Linked DNA regions of Homo sapiens: region 1 is linked to region 2. Evidence: chromatin loops called from intact Hi-C (ENCODE). Cell type or tissue: natural killer cell. All regions are shown on one strand. Links, peaks and the distances in the headings refer to the core of each region. The heading gives the core; the rest is flanking DNA.

The links. A loop is a pair of places that touch in the nucleus more often than their neighbours do. Peaks named below come from ENCODE experiments on the same cell type or tissue, not always from the same donor. Only the 100,000 strongest peaks of a DNase experiment are listed, where the experiment ranks them.
Region 1: a loop joins it to region 2, with 22 times the contacts of the local background. A loop is called at or near these places in 17 of 110 quality-filtered maps.

What each region holds. Positions count from the first base shown.
Region 1 is chr15:34,910,665-34,926,521 of GRCh38, reverse strand. AQR (aquarius intron-binding spliceosomal factor) reads left to right here. Exons shown (of 35, transcript NM_014691.3): 14 at 6,088-6,190; 15 at 8,144-8,264; 16 at 11,343-11,484. Among named protein-coding and RNA genes, the nearest start is that of AQR, 51 kb to the left of the region's middle. In natural killer cell, for the core only: a CTCF peak has its summit at 6,123 (motif pointing right); a DNase peak (open chromatin) is centred at 6,111.
Region 2 is chr15:34,601,122-34,616,978 of GRCh38, reverse strand. No RefSeq gene overlaps it. Among named protein-coding and RNA genes, the nearest start is that of GOLGA8B, 25 kb to the right of the region's middle. In natural killer cell, for the core only: no CTCF peak of the experiment used is centred there; a DNase peak (open chromatin) is centred at 6,348; H3K27ac peaks cover 447 bases.

The sequences.
Region 1 (15,857 bases), core at 3,117-11,116, 310 kb before region 2:
AGGTACCATTTTACGTATAAGGTATCTGGGGCATAGAATAGTTAAGTAATTTGCCTAGGTTACACAGCAAGTAAGTGGCAGAGATACAATTTAAACCCGGATAGTGTGATTTCCAAGCCCTAACTTTTAACTACTATACTGTATCATCTCCCAGCTCTTGGGATAAATTATGTTTAGTTCCTTGACTATTTAAAATGTAATAAACTGAGGTTGGTTTGGTTGTTCATTCTCATATGAGGATTTAATATAATTAATAACACATAGATTCATTTCATTATTTTAAATAACTACATAGAGTTCCATTAAACAGGACCAGCATACTATTTTTTTATTTTTTTATTTATTTTTATTTTATTTTATTTTTTTGAGACGGAGTCTCGCTCTTTCGCCCAGGCCAGACTGCAGTGGCTCACTGCAAGTTCCGCCTCCCGGGTTCACGCCATTCTCCTGCCTCAGCCTCCTGAGTAGCTGGGACTACAGGCGCCCGCCACCACGCCCGTCTAATTTTTTGTATTTTTAGTAGAGACGGGGTTTCACCGTGTTAGCCAAGATGGTCTCGATCTCTGACCTCGTGATCTGCCCGCCTCAGCCTCTCAAAGTGCCGGGATTACAGGCATGAGCCACCGCGCCCGGCCTTATTTTTTTAAAAGTTAATCTCCTATTGGTGAGTCTTTTTTTTTGTTTTTTTTGAGACGGAGTCTTGCTCTATTGCCCAGGCTGGAGTGCAGTGGTGCGATCTCGGCTCACTGCAACCTCTGCCTCCTGGGTTCAAGTGATTCTCCTGCGTCAGCCTCCCGAATAGCTGGGACTACAGGCACACGCCACCATGCCCAGCTAATTTTTAGTAGCAAAGATGGGGTTTCACCATGTTGGCCAGGCTGGTCTCAAACTCCTGACCTCAGGTGATCCTGCCTCGGCCTCCCAAAGAGCTGGGATTAGAGGCATGAGCCACCGCTCCTGGCCTCCTTTTGGTGAATCTTTAATTTTTAAGTTTTGGCTTTTACAAACAGTTCTGCAATGAGCATCCTTTTCGTACTGATTCCTAGAAGCAGAATGGCTGATTCAAACGGGGCATGCGTTTAAAACTTGTTACATATTGCTAAATTTCCTTCAGAAAAGACTATCAATTTACACTTAAACTAACAGCGTATGAGGATTTATTTTTCTCCCTACTAATGCTGGGTAAATTGGATTTTAATTTTTTCTATTTTTATCTCATTTTACTTTGCATTTCCCTGATCTTATTTGGGAAATTAAGCATTTTTCTGTTTTTTTCTTGGCCATTTACATTTCTTCTGTAACCTTCTTATTTTCCTTTGCTATTTTGCATTTCATTGCTTGTCATCTTACTGATTTTAAAGAACTTTTAATATTTTTGGTCCTAATCCCTTTGTCTAGTTTGTGTTGCATTTATTTTCTTTCAGTTTAACTTTGTTTGTAACATCTTTTGTCATTACAGATATTTTAAATTTTTTAATGACAACTGTCATTCTTTTTAATAACTATATTAGATGCTTTATGTAGAAGTCCTTCTCACCCTAAGGTTATAAAATGTTTTCCTATATTTTAAAAATACTTTTATTGCCTTTTTTTTTTTTTTTTACATTTAGCTTAGCTGCATAGTTCATCTGGGGTATTTATTTTTGTCCATAGACATCCTTTACACTCTTAAAAATTATTGAGGATCCCAAAGAACATTTATGTGTATTATATTCATTATATTCACTATAGTAGAAATAAAAACTGGAAAGATTTTAAACATTTATTAATTCATTTAAAAATATCAATTGAGGCCGGGTGTGGTAGCTCACGCCTATAACCCCAGCACTTTGGGAGGCTGAGGTGGGCGGATCACCTGAGGTCAGGAGTTCGAGACCAGCCTGGCGAACATGGTGAAACCCCATCTTACTAAAAATACAAAAATTAGCCACGTGTGGTGGTGCACGCCTGTAATCCCAGCTACTTGGGAGGCTGGGGCAAGAGAATGGCTTGAACTTGGGAGGTGGAGGTTGCAGTGAGCCAAGATCGTGCCACTGCACTCCAGCCTGGGCAACAGAGTGAGACTCTGTCTCAAAAAAAAAAAAAAGTATATTGATTGAAATCTATTATATGTTAGCCATATGTATTGCTAATGAAAAACATATTCTCCAAAATGAAAAAAATGCACCATTAAAAGAGTGTCATTGTTTTACATTTTTGTGACTGATTTAATTGAAGACAGATTTGCAGATCTCCTTCTGGATTCAGTTTGTTGTGAGATATTGTTTTGGTTGAAGTAAATTAAGAAAATTTGGCCTTACACAGAGGGAAGTGTATTTTGATAAGCTTTATCAAATAATTGGGAATGTTCTTCTTTAATACTCTATGAAAACTTGACAAGTGGTAGTTTCTTTAAAAATTAGTTTCAGAGTAGAATCTGAAACCATGTAAGGAAGTCTGTACAATTAAAATGAATTAATCTGAAAAATTAGAAGCTAGGTCTTGCTTATGGATAAGAGGACCCAAGGTGTGAATCCTTCCCAAATTAATCTATAGATATATTTTAATTCCAATCATAATTCTAGCAGGATATTTTATAGAAATTGACAAACTTATTTTAAAAATAACATGGAAAGGCAAAGGAACTATAATAACCCAAACCATTTTGTAACAGAACAAAGTTGGAAGATTTCTACTAATTTCAAAACTTGCAGTAAAGCTATAGTAATCAAGACATTATGGTATTGATACATGGATAGATGTATAGATCAATGGAATAGATTAGAGTCCAGAAATAGACCATACCTATATGGTTAGTTGAGTTTTGACTAATGTGTCAAGGCAACTCAGTAGAGAAAGGATTTCATCAATGGTGCTGAAACAATTAGATATCTATATGCAAAGTATGAACATTGACCCATACCTTGCATCATATACATAAATTAACTCAAATCGGATTATAGACCTAAATGTCAAAATTAAAACTTCTAGGAAGTATGGGAGAAAATTTTTGTGATCGTGGGTTTGTGCAAAGATTTCTATAGACACCAAAGCACAATCCATAATGGAAAAAAAAATGATGAATTGGACTTGATCAAAACTAAGAGACTTCTGCTCTTTGAAAGACATTGATAAGAGAATTAAAAAACACGCTACAGCCTAGGAGAAAATATTGGCTAAATGGGTATTTGATGAAGGAATAGAATCCAGAAATCTCAGAACTCAATACAGCAGCCCCCTACTTTCCGCAGGGGATGTGTTCCAGAACCCCAGTGGATGCCTGAAACTGTAGATTGTACTGAACCCTATATATACTGTGTTTTTACATGTAATGTAAAAACCTATGATAAAGCTATGAAGTAGGCACAGTAAGAGATTAACAACAATAATAATAAGAGAACAGTTATAACAATATACTATAATAAAAGTTATGCGAATGTGGTCTCTCTCTCAAGATATCTTATTCTACTATACTTAACTATTTCCAGACTCTGGTCAACCATGAGTAACTGATATTAGGGAAAGTGAAACCACAGATAAGGGGGGACTCCTATAATAATAAAACAATTTACAGGTGACAAAAGATTTGAACAGACACTTGACCAAAGTAGGTAGATAGATGTCAATAAGCCCATGGAAAGATGCTTAACATGTTTAGTCATTGGGGAAATGCAAATTTAAACCATAAGAAGATACTACATACCTATTAGAATTTGTTTTTTTTTTAATGGATAAGGCCAGGCACAATGGTTCACGTCTGTGATTCCAGCACTTTGGGAGGCTGAGGTGGAAGGATGACTTGTCTACTAAAAATCAAAACAATTAGCCAGGCGTGGTGGCACATGCTTGTAATCCCAGCTACTCAGGAGGCTGAGATAGGAGGATTGCTTGAGCCCAGGAGATCGAGGCCGCAGTGAGCTATATCTTGCCACTGTACTTCAGCCTGGATGACAGAGTAAGACCCTGTCTCAACAAAACCAAAAAAACAAAAAACAACCCCAAAACGGATAATATTGACTCTTGGCAAGGATGTGGAGCAATTGGAATTCTCATAATTGCTGGTGGGAATTCAAAGTGGGATAGCCACTTTGGAAAAATTTGAGTTTCTTATAAAGGTAAACATGAACTTAACATTATGATCCAGTATTTTCCACTTACAGATATATTCAAGAAAAGTGAAAACTTATGTTCACACAAAAATATGTACAAAAATGAATATAGTTGCTTTATTCAAAATCGTCAAAAACTGGACTACACAAATATCCCACAACTGTTGAATGAATAAACATACTGTGATACAGCCGTATCATGAAATACTGCTCAGCAACGTAAAGGAACCAACTACAGATAAATATACAGTGTGGGTGAATCTCAAATGCTCAAATGCATTATGCTAAGTAAAAGCAGCCATTCAAAAGGCTACCTACCTAAGACCAGGCATGGTGGCTCACACCTGTAATCCCAGCACTTTGGGAGGCCAAGGCAGGCAGATCACTTGAGCTTAGGAGTTTGAGACCAGCCTGGGCAACATGGTGAAACCTCGTCTCTACCAAAAATACAAAAATTTAGCCGAGTGTGGTGGTGGGCACCTGTGGTTCCACCTATTCGGGAGGCTGAGGTGGGAGGATTGCTTAAGCCCGGGAGGTGGAGGTAACAGTGAGCTGAGATCATGCCACTGCACTCCAGTCTGGGCAACAGAGTGAGACTCGTCTCAAAAAACAAGCAAGAAAAAAGACTACCTAATGTGTGATTCCATTTATTTGACCTCCTGGAAAAGATAAAATTACAAATAGAAAACTGATTATGGTTGCTGGGCTGGGATGGAGAGGAGGATTTGCTATAAATTAGCATAAGGGATTTTGGGGAGGTGATGAAACCAGTTAAATAGTGGAAAGCTATGAAGCTCATGGTGGCAAATACCAGTTTTCCAAAATTCTAATTTTTCACGTTCACATGGAAGTTCAAATTTTATCATTGACAGCAAATACTGATAGTTGTTTTCCTTGAAATTATAGTCTTATTTCATTCAAAATTTGAAATTTGAAAAAAAATTGGCCATTTGTCCAAGGCTGGTATAAACAGTTTGTCATTTTTTTTTTTTTTTTTTTTGAGATGGAGTCTCGCTCTTTTGCCCAGGCTGGAGTGCAGTGGTGCAATCTCGGCTCACTGCAACCTCTGCCTCCTGGGTTTAAGCGATTCTCCTGCCTCAGCCTCCTGAGTAGCTGGGACTACAGGCGCTCACCACCACGCCTGGCTAATTTTCGTATTTTTAGTAGAGACGGGGTTTCACCATATTGTCCAGGCTGATCTCAAACTCCTGACCTTGTGATCCGCCCACCTCGGCCTCAAAGTACTGGGATTACAGGTGTGAGACACTGCACCCGGTCCAACAGTTTGTTGTTTTTTAAAGTAAAAGTTGTGTGCAAAATATGTACTTCCCATTTTGTCACAGAATTTAAAATAAAACAGGTACTCGAGTCCAAATTTAATAGTATTAATTTTTTTTTACTGCTTCATCAAGGACATTCTTAAATAAAACTGTGAAACAATGTCTTAGTATTGTTATTATTATTGTTATTATTTTTGAGACGGAGTCTCGCTTTGTCGCCCAGGCTGGAGTACAGTGGCGCGATCTCGGCTCACTGCAAGCTCCGCCTCCCGGGTTCACGCCATTTTCCTGCCTCAGCCTCCCGAGTAGCTGGGACTACAGGCGCCCGCCACCACGCCCGGCTAATTTTTTGTATTTTTAGTAGAGACGGAATTTCACCATGTTAGCCAGCATAGTCTCGATCTCCTGACCCCGGGATCTGCCTGCCTCGGCCTCCCAAAGTGCTGAGATTACAGGCCTGAGCCACCTTGCCCTGCCGGTATTAATATTTAAAAGTGTTCTTGGGGACTGCCCAGAAGGATCTTGGGTACAATGAGAGGTTTGCAGAAAATATTTTGAGAACCCTGCACTAAAGCCTTAATTTTCATTGCTGGTTTTTGATATTTGCTGCCCATGTCATAGTATTATATTTGCTTTTTTAAGCTATTTGTAAAAATACATGTTTCAAAAGTGAAGTGAAGTAAGTTACTATGAATAAAATATTGTTCTCTATTCTGCAGTTCAAACACACTCCACCAGGTGGCATCATACCTCTGCTTGTTGCCAACTCTTCCTAAAAATGAAGACACAACTTTTGATAAAGAATTTCTTCTAGAATTGCTGGTAAATATTAATGTTCTCTGAATTTTGCATGTGGTTTTCCTTGCCTTTTAAAGTCATTCTTAAAGATGTAGGTTCATATAGATTTTTTTGTGGGCCAAAGATTAGGCAGATAATTCCCATTTTGTTTTTGGAATTGTATTATCATTTGATTTTTTGTTTTCTCATCTTTCGAATTTCTTTACTCAAGTATTTTATCTCTTCGAACTACTTTCTGGATGAATCATTCTATTAGCAACTATTTATATGCAAATCACTTTCATTGTCTCTTTCAGTTCCTAAAAATTCCTGTGCTATTTTCTGACAATGTAAAACCTCTCATGAGTAAGGTTTTTGGAATTAATAATAACTCTTTGCAATAGAAAGAAATGAGGATTTTTTTCAGGAATTCTTCTTCTTTTTTTGTTTTTTTGTTTGTTTGTTTGTTTTGTTTTTTTGATACCGAGTCTCTCTCTGTCGCCCAGGCTGGAGTGCAGTGGCGTGATCTCAGCTCACTGCAACCTCTGCCTCCCAGGTTCAAGTGATTCTCGTGCCTCATCTTCCCGAGTAGCTGGTATTACAGATGTGTGCCACCACTCCCAGCTAATTTTTGTATTTTGAGTAGAAGATAGAGTTTCGCCACGTTGGCCAGGCTGGTCTTGAACTCCTGGCCTCAAGTGATTGACCCACCTCAGCCTCCCAAAGTGTTGGGTTACAGGCATGAATCACCGTGCCCAACCTGTTTTCAGGAATTCTTCTAATGGAAAATAAGTTTGAGGATAACGTTGATCCTGTGCCTATTAAGGTCTTGTGGCTAGAATTTTATTCCTAAAATTTAAATAGTTCCAACAAAAGAAAATAATTTTTAAAATGTATAGTGCTACAACATTATGTTTTGTTTCCTCCCTTCCCTAAAGGATTTCCCCAGGCTTTGGATTCTTCTACTATTCAATTTATGATCAAAAAGTTAAAACATACATATTGTTTAGATATCATGATTTTTTCTATAATTATACTATCTTCACTGAAGAGAATGTGATACATTTTAAGAATATGTCATTTTAGCATTATTAGATAAACACTTATTTTTCTTTTTCTTTCTTTTTTTTTTTTTTTTGAGATGGAGTCTCACTCTGTCCCCCAGGCTGGAGTGCAATGGTGCAATCTCGGTTCACTGCAACTTCCGCCTCCCGGGTTCAAGCAATTCTCTTGCCTCAGCCTCCTGAGTAGCTGGGATTACAGGTGTGCACCACCACGCCCAGCTAATTTTTGTATTTTTAGTAGAGATGGGGTTTCACCATGTTGGTCAGGCTAGTCTTGAACTCCTCACCTCAGGTGATCCACCTGCTTCAGCCTCCCAAAGTGCTGGGATTAAAGGCATGAGCCACTGCACCCGGTGTAACACTTATTTTCATATTTGAGATAGATTATTAATATTAAGGGTACACAGAGGTCATCATGGAAAGGAACATAGAGTGAGAAGACTAGGGTGATAGATTAATAAACTTTCCCAGATGGTATAGCTAGTTAGTATAAGAATGAAAACTATAGTCCAAAACCTAGAGCTCCTATTTTTTCCTACATTGATTAATGCTAAGTGTCATGGTTTTTAAACCCTTGGCATGTGCCAGGGACTTTGACACTATTTCATATTTCATTGGAAACTTGAGATGTGTGGCACTTTATCTGTTTTAGTGAAAAGGAAACTAAGGTTAGGAAGGTTAAAGTAACGTGCCCAGCTTTTACAGTACTCATAAGTAGAGGAGCTGGGATTTGAACTCAGGTCTGTCTGATTCCAAAGACCATTACCATTGGTTTGTTTCTCATCTTTGATCTATGGAGAAAATAGGAAAAGAAAAAAAAATCGCTTGTTGAACTGCTACAATAACTGATAGGCATGAAACTTCTTCCATAAATTATTTTGATTGAAAAAAGATGCTTCTAACCTTCTGCATGAACTTGTTTCCTTTATTTTAGGTATCTCGTCATGAACGTCGAATTTCTCAGATTCAGCAGTTGAACCAGATGCCTTTGTATCCAACTGAGAAAATTATATGGGATGAAAATATTGTCCCAACTGAGTACTATTCTGGAGAAGGTATGGTAAAGAAGTATGGATTCAGCTGTACAATGAAACAATTTCAGATTTATCATATATAATTGGCAATTATAGGCAGTGTACTTGAGTCTACTCTGTACATTAGGATAATTTCCTGGTGCCCAGAAGTTAACTTTAGAAGCTAGAAAAGATTTAGTATTTTGAATGCTTTAGCACTAAGGGTTTTTATTAAATTTAACTATACACATATCACCCTGTAAAAAATACGACCATAAAGCCCTAAGACTGTTTTGGTTTTTTTTGTTTGTTAGTGTGAGACAGGGTCTTGCTCTGTCACCCAGGCTGGAGCGCAGTGGTGCAGTCTCAGCTCACTGCAGCCTCAGTCTCTGGGCTCAAGTGATCCTCCCACTTCAGCCTCCCGAGTACCTGGGACCACAGGCGTGCACCACCACACCCAGCTTTTTTTTTTTTTTTTTAGTAGAGACAAGGTCTCGCCATGTTGCTCAGGCTGATCTCGAACTCCTGAGCTCAAGCGATCTGCCCACCTCAGCCTCCCAAAGTGCTGGGATTATAGGTGTGAACCACTGCAGCTGACCATAAGACTGTTTTCAAGGAGACCTTATAATGCATGAAGTATAGCTTTCATTTTGTCACTATGATAGGCTGTGTTTGATAGAGCTTTTGTTTTTCAAAGGCTTTTCTTAGGGGCTCTTTTGAATTCTATGTAAAGCAGGTAATGATCACCAAAAAAAAGACATTATCATTTATTGATAGTAAACCCTTAGTGTTGATCCAAAATGGTATTGCCTAGTTTGTTCACTTATTTCCCCAGATTTGGATCTAAACACTTTTCACGCATCCTCTGAGGATGAGAATTTGCCACAACTGAGTATATGCAAAAGTGCATTCAGATATACTTTGAAGGTATATTTCAAAAGAAATTTCAGGACTTTTTTGAACAATGGCATCATTAGTAGAAGAAATGTGACTGTTTTAAAGACATCACAAGTATAAGTATTGGTATATTTACTTAAAATGGTTAATCTAAGACATATCCTAGAGCCATAACTCCGATAGACCCAGTGCACTAATATTGTGCTAGATTTCAGAACATAGGCAGTCTTCATATCTTTTTATGTTCTTACAGTGGTTAATATGTTGCTTTCTCATGTCTAGGGATGCACACCTGGATGATAAAACTATAAAGAAATTCAAGATAGCGATTGCTATAAAAGTCAGAAAATAGTTACTTTCGGGTAAAGGGAAGAAGCTGTAACCAGGAAAGGGCACATAGGAGTATTCTGGGATAGCTGACAAGGTGGTTACAAGGTTTCATTAAAAAAATGTCTTTTACTTTACTGGTACCTTCTATACATCCCTTTTTTTCTTTCTTTCTTTTTTTTTTTTTTTTTTTGTTCTGCTGAAGAACTTGAGTTGTTTGATCATAGAGTTCCCGTAGTCTATAGATTTTTCTGATTGAATACTCATGGTATATTGCAGCATGTTCCTCTGTTCTTTATTTTTCTTGCAAATTAGTACCACCTTGTGCAGAGGCTTGATCAGGCTAAGGTTATCCTTGGCAAGATTCTTGGTGGTGGTGTGTTCTTTCATCAGGAGGCACATACTATCTACTTGTCTCTTTTTTTGTGCTATTAGTAGCTATAGATATTTAACACCTAGATTTGTTAATTCAGTGAGTGTTGCAAAGTGGTGACATTTTAGTTGTCATTTTTTTAAATAAAAATGTGCTATTGAAAGAAATTGAGTTAGATTACAAGTCAGAGTTTACTAATATAAATAATGTTAAATTTTTGTACATCAATGTTTGTTGTATTTAAGTTTATTTTTTTTTTTGGTAGTATGGACAACAATGATGAGACTATGACTTATCAGTAAAATGTGTTCTGGGATTTTTTAAAACCTTTTTGATATTGCAGCTCAGTGGTCACTTATTGTCTAAGAGAAATAGTGTTAAGTGAGAATAATGAAAAGGGGGAGTCTGGAATAACATACAAACAATGTCTGGTCCTTAAAGTTTAGCCAGAAGGCAAGTTCAGAGCACAATAATAATCATTGGAGATTGATTTATGCAATGTAACATAATAATTCAGTGTTCATGCTAAATTTTGTCATGGGCTAAATTTATGGTAACATTATTCACTTCAGTATTTTGCCAAATATAAATTAGGTGATAAGGGAAGAAGTTTTAAACTACTTGAGACTGTTAGTACAAGTATCTTTAAATACTTTGAAGGAGTACTGTTTACATACAGATCACTCATATGCAGATTACATGTATTAATAAAACTCATCCTTCACCCCAATTCTCTCTCTTTTTTTTTTTTTATTTGAGACGGAGTTTTGCTCTTGTTGCCCAGGCTGGAGTGCAAGGACATGATCTTGGCTTCCTGCAACCTCTGCCTCCCGGGTTCAAGTGATTCTCCTGCCTCAGCCTCCTGAGTAGCTGGGATTACAGGCGCCCGCCATGACACCCAGCTAATATTTTGTATTTTTAGTAGAGATGGGGTTTCACTATGTTGGCTAGGCTGTCTCAAACTCCTGACCTCAGGTGATCCACCGGCCTCGGCTTCCCAAAGTGCTGGGATTACAGGCGTGAGCCACCGTGCCCGGCCTCACCCCTAATTCTTAATAGCCAACATTTATTAATCTGGTTTTAACATCTGTGTGAAAACAAAAATAAGTTGTTATCAGATATGCTGCATTTCAGGCATTCATTAGATTCTTATAGTTTTGAGGTGCCAGTTTTTTAATACAGAGAACAAATATCTGATTAAAAGAATAATTCAGGCCGGGTGCGGTGGCTCACGCCTGTAATCTCAGCACTTTGGGAGGCCAAGGTGGGCAGATCACAAGGTCAGGAGTTCGAGACCAGCCTGGCCAACATAGTGAAACCCTGTCTCTACTAAAAACACAAAAAATTAGCCAGGCATGGTGGCAGGTGCCTGTAATCCCAGCTACTCAGGAGGCTGAGGCAGGAGAATGGCTTGAATCTGGGAGGCGGAGGTTGCAGTGAGACGAGATTGTGCAGGTGACAGAGTGAGACTCCGTCTCAAAAAAAAAAAAAAATTGAAATATGGATGTTTTTTTCCTTTTCAGGTTGTCTTGCTCTTCCCAAATTGAATTTGCAGTTTTTGACTCTTCATGACTACCTGCTAAGGAACTTTAACCTCTTCCGCTTAGAATCAACTTATGAAATTCGTCAGGACATTGAAGATAGTGTCAGCAGAATGAAGCCATGGTTAGTAAATTGGTTCCACCTGTAATGAAGAGATGCAAACAGTGACTGATAAACTTCTGTCAGAAACCTTATAAGTATATTTAGAAATAATATACTGAGACAAAAGTGCCCTCTAAAATAGGAGATATTTACTCTTTGAGACATTTTTAAATGTGAATTAACATACATCAAAAGTGCTAAAATATAAACCACATATCTGGGTACTTGGGAATGGGAGTGGGAGACTGGGGATAAGGGAGAAGAAGTCGTCATGCTCAAGAAGGGAAGGGGGAAATGTAGAGGGAGTAGGTCAGACCTTACTTAAAGGCCGATTGGAAGGCTAGGGGTTGGCCAAGCAGGCCCGTACTAGGTCAGAACAGTTTAAGTCCTGGAGGAAGCTTATGATAAAGGGGTGTACCATTAATCCACCTACTCTTGTCACTGTTGCCACAGTATTCTCAGGCAGCCTCTCTAGGGGAATGGACAGAGGATTAGGGCTGTTGCTGCACATTGCCCGGGGTGGTACATTAGAAAATCTCTGTCTCTCTACCCATAGATTCTGTGGAAGAAAGTAAATCACCAGGATTTACTTTTAGGGCCAGTTGAGTTGGTCTTGTTATTTGAGGAATTCTTCTGCATAAACTCCACTCCCCACCTGCTAGCTCATGTCTGAAATTCCTTTAGCTAAGAAAAGTCTTTCATTCTGGTAATTGTAGCAGCTCTGCATTACAAGAATTTGTAAGGTTAATTTGGTTTTATAGATATGGCTGACTTGAGGCAAATGCTCTTTATTCACTATTTCATTCACAATTTCATCAAGTATGAAATTGATGGATGTAAGTTATACATCACAAGTGATTATAAATGAGTAAAATACTATGAGATGGATTTTTATTACATTATATAATAGGACACCATGTATACATACACGATTATACTGCATTTTATGTGAAAAGCTGAACAGCTTTGGAATGTGAACTGATTCAGGTATCTTCCAGGCTTCTGCTTACTAATTATGGAGAGCTACCACAGACACTGTGATTATGATCTATTTTTTCACTTCCATGTTTTATTTCATAGAGAGTTCTATTTTTTAATTAATTGTTATGTGAAAAGTTATTCTGGGTGAGACTATAAAATACAACACAAAGCATTTTTGACTTAATAATCAGTTGAGTCAGTAGGCAGGCAAACACTGTGAAATTTGTATACCCACTGGCTGATCATTCCTGCCCACAGCTTTGCTGAAATTGTTGCCCATTGTTTGCACCCTAGGGGAGTGCTTGATCAGAAAACTTCTTTACAATTTATGGTTACCTTGAGTTTATATGCTCAGATTCTGGGCCTAATTTTGGCCATTTTGCAGACTAGCGATTTATTAACTGGCAGTTCAACAAATAGAATTCATTTATATTTTACTTAAATGCCAAGTGCAACAAAAATACTTTGAGTTCTTTTGGTCTGTTAATAAAAAAAATTTTTTTTAATTATACCATTTTCTGGCTGGGGAAGAAAATGTCACTTCTTGGAGTTAATTCATTCACACTGGTAATAATAGATTTTTCTAAATTTACATTTTTAATGCCCATCATTGAAAATTATTAAAAATGTCGAAACCTAAAAGGGGGCCAGGCTTCTTTCTGTTTCATGTATCTTGAAGATGAAAACCAGCAGAGGCATTTTTACTCATTACATGGTTCCAATGATTATGTTTTCAGGGTGCTGAAGCCCACTAACCAGCAGTAAGAGAGGATGTGCTTAAGGGCCAGAAATCTATACTTTTTAATGCTTCAAGTAGATTTTATAAGAAGAGAAAGGGGTAAGAGGAGTAGATTAGCGGTTGCTTGGGTTTGGTAACAGGGATTGACTGCAACTGGACAAGAGGGATCTTTTTAAAGATGATGGAAATGTTCCACAACTGGATTTTGTGGTGATGGATGCACAACTCTGTAAATTTACTGAGAACTATGGACTTGTATATTTATAGTGGATAAATGTTATGGTATGTAAACTATACTGCATTAAAGCTGTAAAAAATGGAGGAGGTGATAGGAAGTTGTTTCACAAGGGTTTAGCCACTAAGTAATTCCTTTTAGACATTGTCCCAATACTAACCAAGCCATTGATTGCAGAATTTTGTTTTTAATTAGTTTCTCTTTTTAATGTTATGAAGTGCTACAATTTTTTGTTGTGACATAAAGTCTTTACATAGGAGGCAGTTTATCTTTGTAGGTATGTTGTATTCTGCAGTACTTCATAACTTTGGAGTGTTGCTTCAGTTTTTATGTTACGTATTTCCCAAATACAACTTTTTAATATAAAAACTAAAGACTCGTTAGACTGACATAAGAAGAAAGAATGGGCATTGGGATGTTAGTGGTTCTGTTTATTACAACTAGCTTGTTTTTTTTTTTCCTTCCAATCCATAGCAACATCTTTTAAATGATTTAAATATGCTCTAAAGGAGGTTTTTACATAGATATTCTTTGTTTGCTTGTTTTTAATTTTTTTTGAAATTATAGCTTGTCCTAAAATGTATTTGAAACAGCTTATAGAAATACTTAAAATATAGAAAATAAAATATTAACAATTGAAATGGTCTTTATGAAGAGGATAAAAGGATAACAATATAAAATAAAACTAAGTAAAGAGGTCCTTCAGAAATGAAAGAGAAATAAAGACAGAAAAACAGAAGAGAACAAAAACTGAGAGAGTTTATGACCACTAGACTGCCTTACAATAAATGCTAAGGGAAGTTCTCCAAGCTGAAATAAAAAGCTGCCAATTTGTAACATGAAGAGACCCTGAATAGCTAAAGCAATCTTGATCAAGAAGAACAAAGCTGGAGACATCATACTTCCTGATTTCAAATTATATTACAAAGCTACAGTGGTCAAAACAGTATGTTACTGGCATAAAAACACATAGACCAACAAAAGAGAACAGAAAGCCCAGAAGTAAACCCACACTTGTACAATCATTTAATCTTCGATGCATGTGCCAAGAGTATACAATGGGGAAATGAAAATGGTCTTGGGAAAGCTAGATATCTACTTGTAAAAAAATGAAATAGGATCCCTATATTACATGATACACAAAAGTTAACTGAAGATAGATTGAAGATTTTAACGTAAGACCTGAACCCATGAAACTCCGAGAAGAAAACATAGGGGAAAAGCTCCATAACATTTGTCTTGGCAATGATTTTTGGGTGATACCAAAAGCATGGAGAACAAAAGCAAAAATAAGTAAATGGGGACCACATCAAACTGAAAAGTTTCTATACAGCAAAGGAAACAGTCAACAAAATGAAAAGGCAGCCTTACAGAATGGAAGAAAATATTTGCAAACCATGTGTCTGATTAGAAGTTAATATCCAAAATATGTAAGGAACTCATAATACTCAATAGCAGAAGACCAAATAACCCAATAAAAAATGGGTGAAGGACTTCAATACTATTTTTTGTAGGAAGACATACAAATGACAGATAGATGAAAAGGTGTTCCACATCACAAATCATCAAGGGAATGCATACCAAAACCACAATGAGATATTCAAACCTCACACCTGTTAGAATGGCTGTTATCAAAAGTCAAAAGATAACAAGTGTTTGCAAGGATGTGGAGAAAAGGGAACTCTTATACACTATTGGTGGGAATGTCAATTAGTGCAGCCATTATGGAAAGCAGTATGGAGGTTCCTCAAAAAATTAAAAAACAGAGCTATCATATGATCCAGCAAACCCACTTCTGAATGTTTATCCAAAGGAAATAAAATCACTGTCCCAAAGAGATGTCTGCACTCTTGTGTTCATTGCAGCATTATTCACAATAACCAAGATGTGGAAACAACTTAAGGGCTGAATGGATAAAGAAAATGTGAAAATGTGGTGTGTGTGTACATATATAAAAACACACAATGGGATATGATTCACCTTTTAAAAAGAAGGAAATCCTTTTTTTGACAACATGGATAAACCAGGAGTACATTATGCTAAATGTATTAAGCCAGATACAGATAGACAAAAACTGATTATCTCACTTTACATATGGAATCTAAAAAAGGCAAATTCATAGAAGCAGTAGAAGGGCAGTTATCAGGTTGTAGGTGGGGAAAATGGGGTCATGTTGGTCAAAGGGTCTAAACTTTCAGTTACAAGATACATAAGTTTGGAGATCTAATGTAAAGTATAGTGACTATAATTAATGTTTTATGTACTTGAAACTTGACAGGATAGATCTTAAGTATTCTTACCACACACACAAAAAATGCTAACTGTGTTGGTAATGATATCACAGTGTATACATAGTTTAAAACATCACATTGTATTCCTTAACTATATACAATTTTTATTTGTCAAGTATACGTCAATAAAGCTGAAATAAAACTAAGT
Region 2 (15,857 bases), core at 2,535-10,534:
ATCTTAGGTAACGCATTCATAAATATTTTCTTCAATGAAAGTTTAGATCTTTCCAATTCAGCCTAAGGCAAAGCTTTCAGGTACTACCCACCACTTTATTCACAGTCCGTCTGGTATATTTTGTTTCACTAGACTCAGCAACTTGTTTCAGCGCATGGGTCTGACTCATTTACACTGCAGCTCCACGTTGTGGGCATGCTGAGAAAATGTTCTGAGTGTTGAAGTGTCGCTATGTGTATTTAGACCTTTGCTGTGATGTAGTAACATAATTCAGGAAAGAAGATGTTACCAATGTGTGACTGCTTTTAAGTTACAGATTCATACCAGAGACCAACATTTTGGAGCTTCTTCTTTGGATTATGATTATTTAACACAGTCCACAGTGTAGTGGATAGTTATAATGACTTTGTTTTGCCCATGGCAGCATTTTGTTCAAGGTCATTTGTACCAGAGAAATCAATGACCTATTGATGTAATTTCCACAAGAAGTGATCTCTCAAAAATACTCTAAAGTTGCTTTATGTTCATGCTATTAGGATAGTAGTGGTTATAAAATTAAATAAAGTGGATAGCAACTGAATGTTGTAATAACACACTTTACACCTGTTAAAAAACTACACCACCAATAGAGCTTCTAGCTTCTTCCATTGTCTCTAAAGAATTATTTCTGTTAAGGTGCTGTTAATAGATTGTTTATCATTACATAACATAATTGAGAAAAAATTCAAATGAATACAAACCTAAAACATCCGTTTAAGAATATATGATATGAAATTATCAAAATTAGAGAAACACCTCACAGATAAGCAACACTTAATCTGTCTTCTCTGTTAGAAAACTAGAATTAGTGTGCTTACTATTACTTTCATGGAAATTATAAAAATTAAAAAGCCTTCATATATCAGATGTCTTTAGGTCAAATTCTAATTGGTATTCAGAAACAAAATTATTTTAAGGGCCAAGACACTCAAAGATTCAAGTTTTAATTCTAGATTCAATTAGTACCCAGACTATTTTTTAATTGTAAAATAGGTCATTTTACCTTTAAGGAAGTTGTGATAGTTTTAAAGATTTTGAAATTTAATAAGGCAGACACAAGTTAGTGTTATGTCAATGTTTTCCATTCATTTTCTAAATAATGTTGAGAATGTGAGAACTTTTAGAACATGTAAAATATTTACTGGGTTCATTTTTTTTTCAGTTATACAAAATCTCTGGGATTCTAAATTAAAAGGAACAAAGAAATAAGAAAGGTGTTCCTCAAAACCCTATTAAGTGATAAAGTATTAGATATTAGGTTAAGATTTCCCTTCATTGGTATTATTTTCCCTTAATGTTTTACTGTAACATCTGGTGACATATGGAAAAGTTTATGTTGTACAACTAAAGTAATGATTTAAAATATGTATAACCTGTTATATGGACATAGCATAATTTGTTTAATCATCCAACTACTATTGGACCTTGAAGTCATCCTCCTTTTTTTATTATCCTGAGAGACACATCATAGTTATTTCAAGAGATTTTTACTCTATTTTAATTTATTATGTTCCTGTATTAAGCCAAGGTCTTTGAGAAATTAAATTATACCAGCTTTACTCTAGTAACTAAATTGATTAATTCAGCAAAAAGAGTTCTCTTATACAGACTATATAATTGAAGAGTTTGTAGAAAGAACACTGTCTTTGCATTCAGATTGGACTTTAAGTTTAACCATTCCCTGACACTATAACATTAGGTATCATGACTTAATATTCAAATATTGTGCCCTAATCTGCAAAATAAGAGATATAATAATATATCTTTGACTTGTAAGAAGCATTAAATAATATAACTTACATAATTATCTAATAAGAATTCTAGAACGTAATAAACAAGCCATCATAGTCATTTTCTATCCTACCAAAGGTAAGAAAAATGACATCGTAAGGCCTGGTCATCATATACAACACACTTGAAACTCCAGGTTTAGTGTTCTGGTATTACAGCAATTAATTCTCTGAAACCAAATTGTTTTCCTGTTTTCTGAATTCTCTCCAAATTTCTCTTAGTTTCAATGTTAGAAAAATATGATTTCCTCCCCTTGGAATAGAATCACTTAAGACAATTTTATACCACACCTATTAAATCTTGTTTTTTAATTGCACATAATTCCCTGAGAAAAATCTGAATCCCTGAATCTTAGATTTCACACCATAACCTTCCCTAAAGGCTCATTACCATATGTATCAAAAAAAGAATGAACTATTTCCTAATGTCCACTTCTTAACAGTATATTACAAAACGTCAATTTTCATTTTACCTTTTATGTCACATATTCATGAGAATTTTTCACATGTATATTTAAAATTTTGTAGAGTATATTCAGTATATGTTTCAACATGTCTTTGGGCCATATGCATTCTGTGCTAAAGTTTCTCTTTATAAAAAAAAAAACAAAGCAGGATGTGGGAGTTTTATGGGTTGGAAATGAAAATTCAATTAGTATATTCTACGAGAGATTAGAGAGGAAAATAAATTTTCCAGTTAATTCTGTAACACACAAAAGTAAGCCATATAGCTGAGAAATTCATCTGAGCTGACAGTTGATTATATATATAATTTTTCTCTAACAGAGCCACAACTAACGAGACAATTATAGTTTCACCAAGTCAAATGTCAGCCAGAGGACTTACAGTTTTGACACTTGGCAAGGCAAAGCAAAGAAAATGTGAAGGATCCTCACTTACTTGTTAGCCAAACTTAGTGTCAGAAAAAAACTATTCATCATTGGTTGTCAGTCACAGAGTAGTTCTCTGTCACTGGAAACTTCCGCAGACAGGATAATTACTATGATTAAATGGCAGTGAATTTAAAATATTTCAGTAGTGGTTAAAATAACTGTTGAATACTGATGGTATAATATCAAATCAAAGGTGCAAAACTGTCCACTAATTATCCGGAGTATAAAATATCTGATGCTGTGTAAGTATAATGCCAAAGCACATTCACAGGTGCAGAAATTGATGAGGGCTTAATCATGCTCTTTGGAAATATAGTAAAGAAGACAATCCTTTTTCTACCTTAAAAAAATAGATTTTAGACCATGTCCTTCAAGGTATACAGTTTGTATTGTTGACAATTAGCTCTAGCCGTCGCTTTCAATTTATTTATCTATATTTTCTGATTATTCCTCTAACACAAAGATACTGAGGGCTTTCTCTGTGTTAGGCAAGAGCTGCAAAGCTAAGTCCTGAAATACAGAGATGTGAAACAATGCTAGCACTGGCTCAGAAACAGTTTATTGCTTCATGAAATTTTTAGCTTAGCCCTATTCCCATAAACGTTTCTATGTGAGTGGTAGGGATTGGGGAGTACCTCACTCTCCTCCAGGGACAGACCATGTTCTAAGCAGTAGTTTGAAGATATCACTTTGGAGAATTTAGGTCTGGAGACTGTAGAAATCAGCAAGGTTTCAAAGAATCATTATTACATTGCAAATTCTCACGGGCAGGAGTAGATAAGAAGTAATATGTTGTATTTCCTCTTTTGTAGTATGAGTTAGTTGATCTAAATGTTCACTGTGTTTTCTGTATCTTTGAATTATGTGTAACAACCTAGATAGTAAAGAGCCATCAAGAGGCCATGAGATTTCAAATAAACAAGTAAGAACATACTCCAGGAAATTGTAAAAGAACTAATTAGAGTCCACGTGTTCAGTGTCAGTTTAAAGATGCAGAGAAATAGGTGCTCAGCAGATGGAATATGTTAGAACCCATAAAAATGACCAAGATGGGATGGTACAAAATCAGCAGAGCTATAATCAATAACCAATGAATTAGTACTCTCTTCTGTCTTTCCCATTGTATTTGGGTCTTTGTAGGTTATTCAATCATGTTTGAAGTGAGGAAAAACCATTATTCATTCTCAAGGCAAAAGAGTTACATATGCTTTTGGGAAGAAGGGGGATAAGGGAAGGTTTTTAAACTTTTACGATGGGCCATACTGCCTGTAGTATACAAATCATCTAAAATTCATTTTTTTTCCTAGAAAGACAGATCTTAAACAGGCTAGAAGTAATAGATAATGTGGTTCATCAGCGCTGTATACTCTTAAATTCAGATTTTCTGAATCCATCCGACATTAACCTAGTCCCACAAGATAACTGCAAAAATGTCTTGTTGCCAAATACATTCAACAGTGAACTATACAGTTGCCTCCAAGAAATTCACTGCACATTGGTCTGTTCATTGCTTTAAGAAATCTTGCAGTTAAAAACAAACAAAAAAATGTTCTTAGTATGTTTTAAAATATAGCATCTCCAAGATTATTTAAAACTTATTTTCCTTGTTGTTTCTCCGAATAGCTCTCAAAAGAACTGTTGGAAAATATTGCTTAACATGATTGATCTTCCATTTGACTGACCTGCATTTACACCCATGCCTATTTTGTGTAGGTGATCAATTCATTTGTCAAGAGTGCTTTTATAATTATGCATGAAAATGCACAACAGATTGTCATTCCTCAAAAATGCTACTATTATCACCTGTAATTAAGTCTACCAAATTTACACTAGAAAAAAAAAACACAGAGAGAACAATGGGTAGTTGTTAGATCATTTAGCAACCAGAGGTAAAAATTAGTAGCAGAAACAAAATTGTTGTTATTTCTCAAATTATTTTTCAAAGGACGTTGTTGCCTTATTAACTAATATTTGATTGGGGTCATTTACAACCATTAATCTAGAAAAGAAATTCTTTTACTGCAATGTGCCTCCTCTATGTACGTGTGTGAATGAGTGTCTGTCCATTTTCTTTATTTAAAGTTCCAAGTTACTTATTCATTCATTAGGTAATCTTTTCACATGGAACAAAATTTTTGTGGTAATTTATGATAATTGAAAAAAAAAGATTTGGCGTGATTATAAACCTATTTAGATATTTCTGCCTGCATCTATATCATATCAAAAAAAGTAAAATCTGTTGATTCTCACAACTTACTAGCCAAGTCTTAGATGCTGGTTGAAAATGAAGATACCTGGGTTAGTTCCCAAAAACTGTGATTAATTTGGTTGGGAGTAGGAGCTAGAAGTCTATTCTTAAGAAACTGTAGTGAATCTGATATTAGTTGGTGTGGGAAACAGGCTTAGAGAAATATCGATCTATTGCAAAAGGCGCACTTCTCTTTGGACACCTGAAAAAAACAGCATGCATTAAATGCATTAAAACTCTATTAAGGATACTTCCATAAAATGGTTCCAAAAATATATTGATATAGCATATAAGATTTTGATAATTTTCAGGGTAATGCTGATAATGTTTTTAAATAAATCAGTTCATTTGTTTTGGCTTTTCCTTCTCCCTGTTTCTTGCTAAATATTGTAGATCTGCCACCTTTTAAAAAATAGATGACACTTCCACTTCCCACTCCCACTAATATACTTACAGCTCGTCTTCAGTGAAAATTCTATTGAATGTTCTTGTGCTCCAACAGAAAGGAAAAACACAGTAGCACTTTATTACTTAATGTTGGAGAAGTTACTCACCTTGTCTGAAATTTATTTCCTGTCCTGTAAAATTGTGCTAATACAGTACAGTGTTATTTTAAGGATCAAATTTAAAAATGCATGTGAAAGGTCTTTCGAAAATAAAGAGGTGTTGTAAGAATGTGAGGCATCACCCCCCCGCCATGCATTCATTTGAATCATGCCATTTAAGAATTTTTTTATTGTGTTAAAGTAAAAAAGCTTTTAAAAATGAATTAAACCAAAGTAAAGTTGAATTAAATTAAAAATTAACACTATCAAAACCCTATTCTGCTATTCTATGAAAAAATAAATTCACTAAACAAAAAATATACTGCATTTGGCCAGGTGTGGTGGCTCATGACTGTAATCCTACCACTTTGGGAGGCCGAAGCGGGTGGATTGTCTGAGCTCAGGAGTTCGAGACCAGCCTGGGCAACATGGTGAAACCCAGTCTCTACTAAAACACAAAAAATTAGCCGGGCGTGGTGGCGGGCGCCTGTAGTCCCAGCCACTCGGGAAGCTGAGGCACAAGAATTGCTTGAATCCAGGAGGTGGAGGTTGCAGTGAGCTGAGATCACACCACTGCACTCCAGTCTGGGTGACAGAGACAAGACTTGGTCTCCAAAAAATTTAAAAAAAAAAAGTATTGCATTGTTGAAGGTTCACACAGAACAAAACATGCTGTTTAAATTTTTCCACTTATTTGTAAAAAGGAGAATCTTAGTCCACTGCTGAAGAAGAACATTTTCATGAATGTTTTGCTTGAGCTTGCAAAGCTAAACAAACCTCTGGTACTTTATATAAGAGAGATATTCTTAGAAGCCTCTGCCACCTAGTGTACAAAGGCCATCCTAGAAATCTGAATGACTTGGTTTAATTGCCTTATCTGCTACATCTTGTCTTCAGAGAATTATCTTTAAGTATATCTAGGTCAGATTTGAAGTTATAATTTGAGGTGGGAATAACACACACTGCATTTTCTAAAGAGCATCTGGCATGAGAATCAATACATTTCATTTTCATTTTAGCAGCACTTTAAAGTCCCATTTATAAATGTTTTAATAAGGCAGTAAGAGACTCCTGGGTGTGTTTTAGTCTTTCATTAATATATACCTCTTGTGTGTTGCAAGATACATGCTTACTGAATAAGCCTTTGACCATTCAAAGTCAAATTAATGATCCAATAAAGCAAAGCCCATGGTATCTTAATGGCAGCAAAATACACTCTTTAATTTAGAAGATAAAATATTATATTATATTTTCCTCTCCAACAACTCGTAAGTATATGCATAAAAGAAGTATCAAGGGATTCAAAGAAATAGCGAAGCTTCTTTAGCCATATTTTTACACACAACATGTCTCCCCACCTCTCATTTTTAGCTTTAGATTTAATTATTTCCAGCTCAGTTTTACAGAGGAGTGGAAGGTGGAACTTGAGGGTTGGCAGTGGAGGGGTTTGTAAAGCTATACTCTTTAAAAATGTGTTTAAAAGTAAAACGTCAACCACACCGCTTCCTCTTTCCGTCCTGTCATTGTTTTCAAGGCACCCACTCCCCTGCCCAGTTTGCTAAAGGCAGAGGGAGATGTGTGAAGGTTATGTTCTGCCGTGTGGTTCAGAGAAGCAAAATTTTCCCGCAGCTCTAAATCAGTTCACAATGAACTAGATCTCAGCAATGAGCTTTCGCTGTCTGCTCATTCTGCTACCTGACATTCGTGAGAGGAACCAGATGGCCCTCATGTCAATCTGGCCTGCCAGGTTTGGTACTGAGATTTCATCTCCTTCCCTTCAGCTGCCTGAGCCTGAGTGAAGTTCACATGCACACATCTCCAGTAAAATCTCACTGTAATGTGCAGGTCTTTCTTGCACTTTTGCCCTGCCAAACCTGCCTCTCTTAGGGACTCAAGACGGCATAATGCCTTGTTATTTTAATGTGCTCTGCAATGATTGAACTGTTCTCAGGAGATCATTTTTGCACATCAAAACCCATTAAAATTAGCAAGAATTGTCGGGAAATGAGCAAATAAAAAAGAATAATTCATCTCTCTCTCTCTCTGTTTTAAATTCGCCAAGCCTCCTTTTGATGGCTAAAAGCAACTGGTAGCAGAAAGCATGCATCAGTTTAAAAAAAAATTAGCTTTAAGCAAAAGATGTCAAGAAATTCTTCCAAATTATGTGTTATGATAGCAAGCTGGTGAGCACTGGGATAAAAACCCATGTCATAATTGTAGAGGATGTGCTAAGACGTCGGGGGAGCAAAATCCATGAGTGAGTACAGATGATACCTATAGCAGTACTACTGCATCTTTCTGGGGAAAACATGCAGCAAACATCCTGATCAGAGACTAACAGGCCCTCACAAGAGTGACCTTTTTTTAAAATTGAGAATAATTTTTATTGTTAAGAAAGCATAACCAGCAATAAAAGTACTATTTTTGGTTCTAAATGATAGAAAACCAAATATATTTTGTTCATGGTACAAGGAAGCCTAAGGTCAAGTTGATTACAGAAGCAACTAGTTCCAGATATTCAATAAGATCTTCATCTCTCTTCTGTTTCTGTTGTATTTCTATCTGGGCATCTGTCTCCTTTTCTCCGTGTATCTTTGCCCCTGTATAGTTCTTTCTGCATATCTCTCTGCATTTTCTGTCTCTGTCCCCCTGTTGTGTCTCTTTCACTGCAGTGCCTTTCTATTTTTCTAATTTATTGTCACTATTTATCTGCATTTTTCTATCTCTGTGTTTCTTTATGCATATCTCTATTTTTCTGCATTTCTCTTCCTTATCACCTCATATCTTTTCTCATCTCTCTCCCTCTGTGTGTGTGTGTGTATGTGTTTGTGTGTGTGTGTCTGTCTCTGTTACATATGTTTCTAGAATGTCTACCAGAGACAATTTAACAATTTTAGGAAATTTAATTTAACAATTAATTTAAAACTTAATTTAACAATCTAACAATTATTAAACTTAATTTAACAATCTTAGGAAAGATTCTGATTGGCCAAGCCTGGGTAACATGCACACCTTTTAAACACACCATCCTGTGTATGGAACACTGACAGCCAGCATTGTGGAGAGTAACTTTTTCTAAATAGTGAAATTTATGGTAAGAAATAACATTTATATCACAAACCAATACATACACACATACATACATATGACCAGGTACAGACATGTGTATGTCTGTATGTGTATAAAATCAAATGGAAAATTTCACAAAAATAATACTTAACTATGAGTGATATATTCCTCTTTTTGTATTAAAATATAAACATTCTCTCTAAAATGAGATGTAAATTGATTTCATCACCCTCTAATGGGCTACAACTTCACAGTCTGAAAATCACTTTTTAAACTATCTTCATTTTAGAAATTTTATGAACAGTGTGAATCATTTAATTAACATCTCAATGCTTATAGTACTAAAATGATTTCTCACCAATAATATAAAATGATGTAATCATTTAGTTAATGACAAGTTTTGGTTTCCATCATAATTACTAAAAGTTAAGCAACCCATCATCAAATAGTTTGAGTTCTGGGTACTTGCAAGATATTATTTTGACTATTTTTAAAACATCTGCTTGGTAAGAAGGAAGCAAAAGCACCATCATCTATTGCTTTTCTACTATATTCTTTACTCTTACTTTTGTGTTAATTAGTCCCTTTAATCTTTGTAAAAATCCAGTCAGAGAAAAGTATTAGTATAAATATTATTATCTTCTTTTTATGAATGAGGATTCTGAGAACCAATGACGCTCAGGTAACTTATTTAAAACATTCATTTCTCAAGTAGAAGAGACAGAATGAGTCCATGCCTTTTGATTGCAACTCCAAGGTTCTTTCTTTAATATTATGCTAATACTCAGTACTACATGCTATGTCTTTTGATAACTTAAATATTGCTCTATAAGATCTGACATGTAAATACACGAATAAATATTTCCATGATTGAATGCTTACATGTTTAGTACATAGGGACATCTGCTTTAACCATGCCTATGTAAAATGCAACAAAGAAGATAATCTTGTTTAGAAATGTGGTATGATGAGGGGCCCAGCCACAGAGAGCTGTCACCTCCCTGTGGCACTGTGGTATGCTGGGACTTGGAATGTGGACATTGGGGTGAAACTACTTGAATTCAAATCCTGGTGCAACTAACTATTTGGTATGTGACTTTGCCCACATCCACTTAGCGATAGCGAACAGTGATAACAATAATAGTCCCTGCCACAAAATGTTACCACAATGCCGACTATATAGGAAGCATTCAATAAATGTTGGTTACTAGAAATATTTCCACCATCAAGATGTAGCTATGTAGCTTTTAAAAATTGTGACATGAAGATATATAGCAATTAACCACTTATGTTTCTATTGTTGGTGAACCATCAATTTGATTTTGTCATCAGCTACATGGTCTAATCCATAATTTCAAAGATATATTTCTTTGACACAGCCAGAAAATTTTTTCAGAAGGGAACAACATGTATAAGAAACACAAGGAAGAATTGTGCCAAGAAAAATTATGAATGCTGTAGAAAATTTGATCTTATTCAGGCCAAAAAACAATTGTAAATTCTGAAATATGTTCACCACATCAGATGGCTGAGGTTTCAAAAAACAAAATTAAACAGACCAAACATTCTAATTTCTGAAGGAAATAGACACACACACACAAAGTATGGATGTCACAGGGAGCTACTCCTGCTCAACATCTGGTTTGGATTTAGATAAAACAAACCATAAAGACAGTGGTGATGAGATTAAACAAATGCTTTCTTACTGTTAATGGCCTTGATATTTGATATGTGATGACTAGACTATGAAAATCTTCCCACATTATCTCTATTTAAGAGAATTTCAAAGCTAATAGAAAAGGGCAGAAAAATTGACATCTAGACTGAAACTTAACAAGTATGTAGATTGTCTAAGCCTTGAAAAATAAATATATAAAAATATAAAAAGTTAATGTGATTTTAAAATATTAAAAGAAACAAAATTTAGCATTATAGTTAGGAGCTCAAGACACACCAGCCATTTATCTTATAAAGACACTGGAGACAGATGAGAGAACAACTTTGAAATGTGTAAAGTATATTTACTACATATAAAGTTGAAAAAGTTGGCTCTAGACTTACATGTCTAAATATTTGCCAACTGTATCCAAACCTTTAGAAATAAACATTATTAAAACCTTTTTAAATACATGAAGGAGAAAAATTGCACAATCTGCTTTTAAAATGAATCCCACATCTAAAAGTTCTTTTAAAAAATCTCTATTAACAAAAGAGATTAAGCATATTATGTACTCTGCACAAAAATAGCCACTCTAATGATTAAAGGATCGAAAACATAAACAGTGAAGATATTATAAGAGGAAATTGGATTGCTGTGTGTTAATAAAGAAGGGTAATAGGAGATGATTTATAGGATTCCTACAGATTCCTTTCTCTGGGTCTTAGTAGAGTGTATCATGAATTTGAGTGGCATGTGTTTACTATTTTAGACTTCTGACCTTTCAGAAGTTGTCAACCTTTATGGTAGCAATAGTGGTGCATGTTTCTTTATGTGGAAATACACAATAGGAAAACTAGATGAGAGAGACATTTAAACAGCTATTTAAATGAACTAATCTCATATCTCATTAATCCAAAGCAAATATGTTTCACTTTCTGGTACATAAATTTACAAATATTGTATCTTTATTTTTCTACATATAATGTCAAGGTACAAGTGTCTGAGTAAATTTCTCATTGAACTATTTTTCATCAGTGTAAAAATAATCAGATTACTAATGCTGTCTGCAAGAAAATCATAAATCAGAGCTTAAAATGTCAATTTCCTTGAATTTCAAAGCTATGACTTTGTTATTTAATAAATTATGTTTAGAAAATTGTGAAAGGTTCTTAATTATTTAGATGTAAAAGAAATAAAAAACTAGGGTTGATGCTTTCATTTTAATACTAATGAAAAACATGAGTGAGGAAGTTGTGTTTTCAATATTAACATTCCCATCGTTCCTTGAACCATTAAAAACAAATTATTAAATATTAATAAAAGTTGTCAACCTTTATGGTAGCAATAGTGTTCATTTTTGTGTTTGGTATTCAGTAGAACACTGTCTGAAATAGAAAAGAATTGAGTTTGTTCTCAAACTGCAATCATGTTATCTAGAACCTACTGCAAACAACCTATTATCTTTAATAAATGTATTCAACAAATACTGTTGGAGGAGCTATAATGTTCAAAACACTTAACTACATCTTATGCTGTACATAGGTTGAATATAGAAGGTATCACAATTAGTATAGATTCTATGAAATGTCCAGGTCTTAATTATTACAGATCCTGCTATAAAACATTTTATAGTCTAGGGGTAAAGAGACATGAACAAAAAAATCACATGCATTGAGAGGTAAATAAATTTTGAAATTTTCTATTTAAAAAAGAACTCAAATTGTATTTTAGAATCAGGGAATACGTGTACAAGTTTGTTACATGGGTATATTGTGTAATGCTGAGGTTTGAGGTATGATTGGATCCCATTGCCCAAGTAGTGAGCATAGTACCCAACAGTTAGTTTTCAACCCTTGCCCCCCTTCCTCCCTTCTCCTTCTAGTAATCCCTAGTATCTATTGTTTCCATCTTTACGTCCATGTGTATCCAATGTTTAGCTCCCACTTATAAGTGAGAATATGCAATATTTGGTTTTCTGTTCTTGCCTTAATTTGTTTAGGATAATGTCTTCCAGCTGCAACCATGTTGCTGCAAAGGACATGATGTCATTCTTCCTTATGGCTGTATAGTATTCCATGGTGCATATATGCCATATTTTCTTTATCCAGTCCACTGTTGATGAACACCCAGGTTGTTTCCATGTCTTTGCTATTGTGAATAGTATGGTGATGAACATATGAGTGTATGTGACACTGCTTAGAAGACATTCGTTTGGCCAATAAACATATGAAAAAAAGTTCATCACTGATAGTTAGAGAAATGCAAAACAAAACCACAATGAGATACCATCTAATGCCAGTCAGAATGGCGATTACTAAAAAATCCAGAAACAACAGATGCTGGAGAGGTTGCAGAGAAAAAGGAACATTTTCACACTGTTGGTGGGAGTGTAAATTAGTTCAACCATTATGGAAGACAGTGTGGCAATTTCTAAAAGATCTAGAGGCAGAAATACCATTTGACCCAGCAATTTGGGTCAAATGGTACCTCTTTGGGTATATAATCATTGCTGGGTATATACCTAAAGGAATATAAATCATTCTATTATAAAAATACATGCACATGTATGTTCACTGTAGCACTATTCATAATTGCAAAGACATGGAATCAACATAAATGGCCATCAATGATAGACTAGATAAAGACAATGTGGTACATATACACCATGGAATACTATGCAGCCATAAAAAGAAACTAGATCATGTCCTTTGCAGGGACATGGATGGAGCCAGAAGCTGTTATCCTCAGCAAACTAAATGGGGAACACAAAACCAAGCACCAAATGTTCTCACTTACAAGAAGGAGCTGAATGATGAGAACACATAGACACATGGTGGGGAACAACATACATTGGGGCCTGTTGGAGAGAGGCAGCGGAAGGGAGAGCATCAAGAAGAAGAGCTAATGGATGTTGGGCTTAATACCTAGATGATGGGTTGGTCTGTGCTGCAAACCACCACGGCACACCTATGTAACAAACCTGCACTTCCTGCACGTGTACCCCAGAACTTAAATTAAAAGTTGAAGAAAAATAATGTGGAAATTTTTAAATGAAATGCATGTGTAAAGTAAAATGTTAAGATGCTAAAACAACATCTTCTTTCCTGTCCTGAGCAAATTTGTTCATCATACTCTTCAGATTATCCTACACTTTTGGAACCACTCCTTCCACACAAATCCTACATCGGTTACTTAGAAAAGCAAGATAATCTCCCTAAACTGCACCTTCCTATTTACTCGGCACCCAACAATGTGCACTTATTTATCCTTTTCCTTGAGCCCTAATATAAATATTTATAAAAGCTGTAGCTGTGTGTCAACCACGCTGTCAATCTGATGAATCTCACGGGTGCTCTTTTGATGTCAACATAACCAAATAACAAGACCACAGGGCCAGCGAACGTATCACAAGCATCTCAGCTGTCAGCATGACGCCTGCTCTGCCTCACCATCACAGTTTTCCTTGTGTTTCGGGATGCTCACCTAGCAGAAAAAGCACTCCGTCTACGTCAACTGTGGCTGAAACTCATTCAAACTGCTGACTCTGATCATAGAGGCAGATGTAGAGCTCTTAATTTCATCTTTCAAGAATCTGCTTGCTAATATCTAAATTAGATGTTAAATATGTTAAGTATCTTTTTACTAAATATCCTGGCCAAATCAATGTTATCTGCCTTAGTTAAGAAATTCCTAAAGATCAGGAATTTGTCAAAATAACCTTAGATGATTCATTTGGAAAATAAAAATTTAGAATTTTAATTTCATTTGTTTATTAATATAGACTATGAGGGAGGGAGGTATGTTCTCTATATTAATTTTTTTATTTTTTTCTTTGAACTGCTAAAAATAAGTTTTTCAACATCAACAAAAATGCCAATACTTTTTGTAACAACAATGTCTGTAAACTTTAACACAGCATTTGCCACAACACTATAATTAAACTAGTACTCTCTAAATGATATAATATTAAAATGGAAGTACACAGGAAGGGGAGGTAATCTAAAAATGAGGATTCTGGAGGTCAGTAATATTTCTATACCTAAGCTGACTTTGGGGAGGGAAAGATTAGTATGAAGTTTTTCTTTAGGCAAATATCAAAATGACTTTTTTAAAAGTGAGATAATTTATGTGACTCTGTGGCATAAAATATTTTATAAAGGTAAGAAATTATGGTTATTGTTAAATAGTACAGCTCAACATATTAGATAAAGTTGAGTAATACTATAATATATGAGATGAAATTGAAACTTTCCAAGCGCAGGTAACAAATACAAAGGAAAAATACTAATTTTAAAACTAGATACACCCTTGCCAAAGAAATTAAGCCTTCTTATCCTTGGAAGAAGACAAAATATCAAGTCAAACTCTACCATTCAAATAAAGCAGAAAAAAGGATAAAACTTAAAGCAAACCAATAAATATTGAATAAAAGCCAAAAGAAACAAAAGAAGCTCTGGTTTAATTTAGTCAAAGGAAGACATTTACTTCCTCTTCCTCTCATACTTTATTATTATGGAAGTAAAGAAATAATTATGTTTTAAACTCACAAACACAGAAATAAGGAATGCACTAACAGCAAAGAGAAAATTGTAACAGGTTTCATAAAGACAGCATGCGGAACAGTGGTGCCCAGTCAAGCAGGTAGAGAAAGCCCAGAATGCTCATGGAATGGGTTGCAGCCAAGGAGGGGTGAGTGTTCAACACGCAGGATGCAGGGGCAGGGGAGGGAAGGGCAGGGTTAGCACCTCATTCACCAAGTATACTTGCAAGCTATGACCCATAGTAGGCAAGCCAGAAAATAAAGGTGTAAGTAAGCATTTTATTGAAAGCAACTGAAACAAATCAGATACCCTAGAAGAAGTCAACATATTATAATCAAACATGCAAAGGTAAGAAGGGGATCTAAGAAGGCAAGTGTTTTTCTTTGCATCCATCCAAAAGCAATCAACAAATCATGGCTAAAATAGATATACCAAGAAATAGCAATAAAAACATCTATTTAATAATATGAAGATTTAACAAAATGATCCCGAAACAGAAAGCTACAGTTTGTTGCCTATTGGGTTAGGATAAGGTAAGTCAAGGGAATTGTTGCTTTCCATGACAAGCCCTTTCATGCTATTTCATTTTTTGAAGTGCATGGCTTATATGAAATTAATAAAAATACAAAATAAAAATTATGGACCCATATACACTTTTTTAAAGAAATAAAATTTGTTCCCTAAATTTCAAGATGTATCAACAGTTAATGCCTGAGCCAAACTTCCATTCAATAAGTATTCATTGTTTTGTGATAATAAAAACACTATATATAGAATAAGCATCCATACAGTGGCAGAACTATTATAAATTTATTCTTATTTTAATTTAATCTTAGCAGACATCTGTGGTTCATCCATAAAGACAGTGACTTTTGATCTTGTCAAGTTTCTTCAGTAAATAAAATTAACTCTCCTTCTTTCCTTCCCTGCTAGGCTGAGATGTGATCATAGAGAAGAGAAATATACTTTGAATAAGCCATCAATAAATGATACTATTTCACTCATAGCCAAAATACATGGGTCTAGGAATAAAAGGGTGAGAGTCAGAGTGGTCACTCTATTATAATTAATG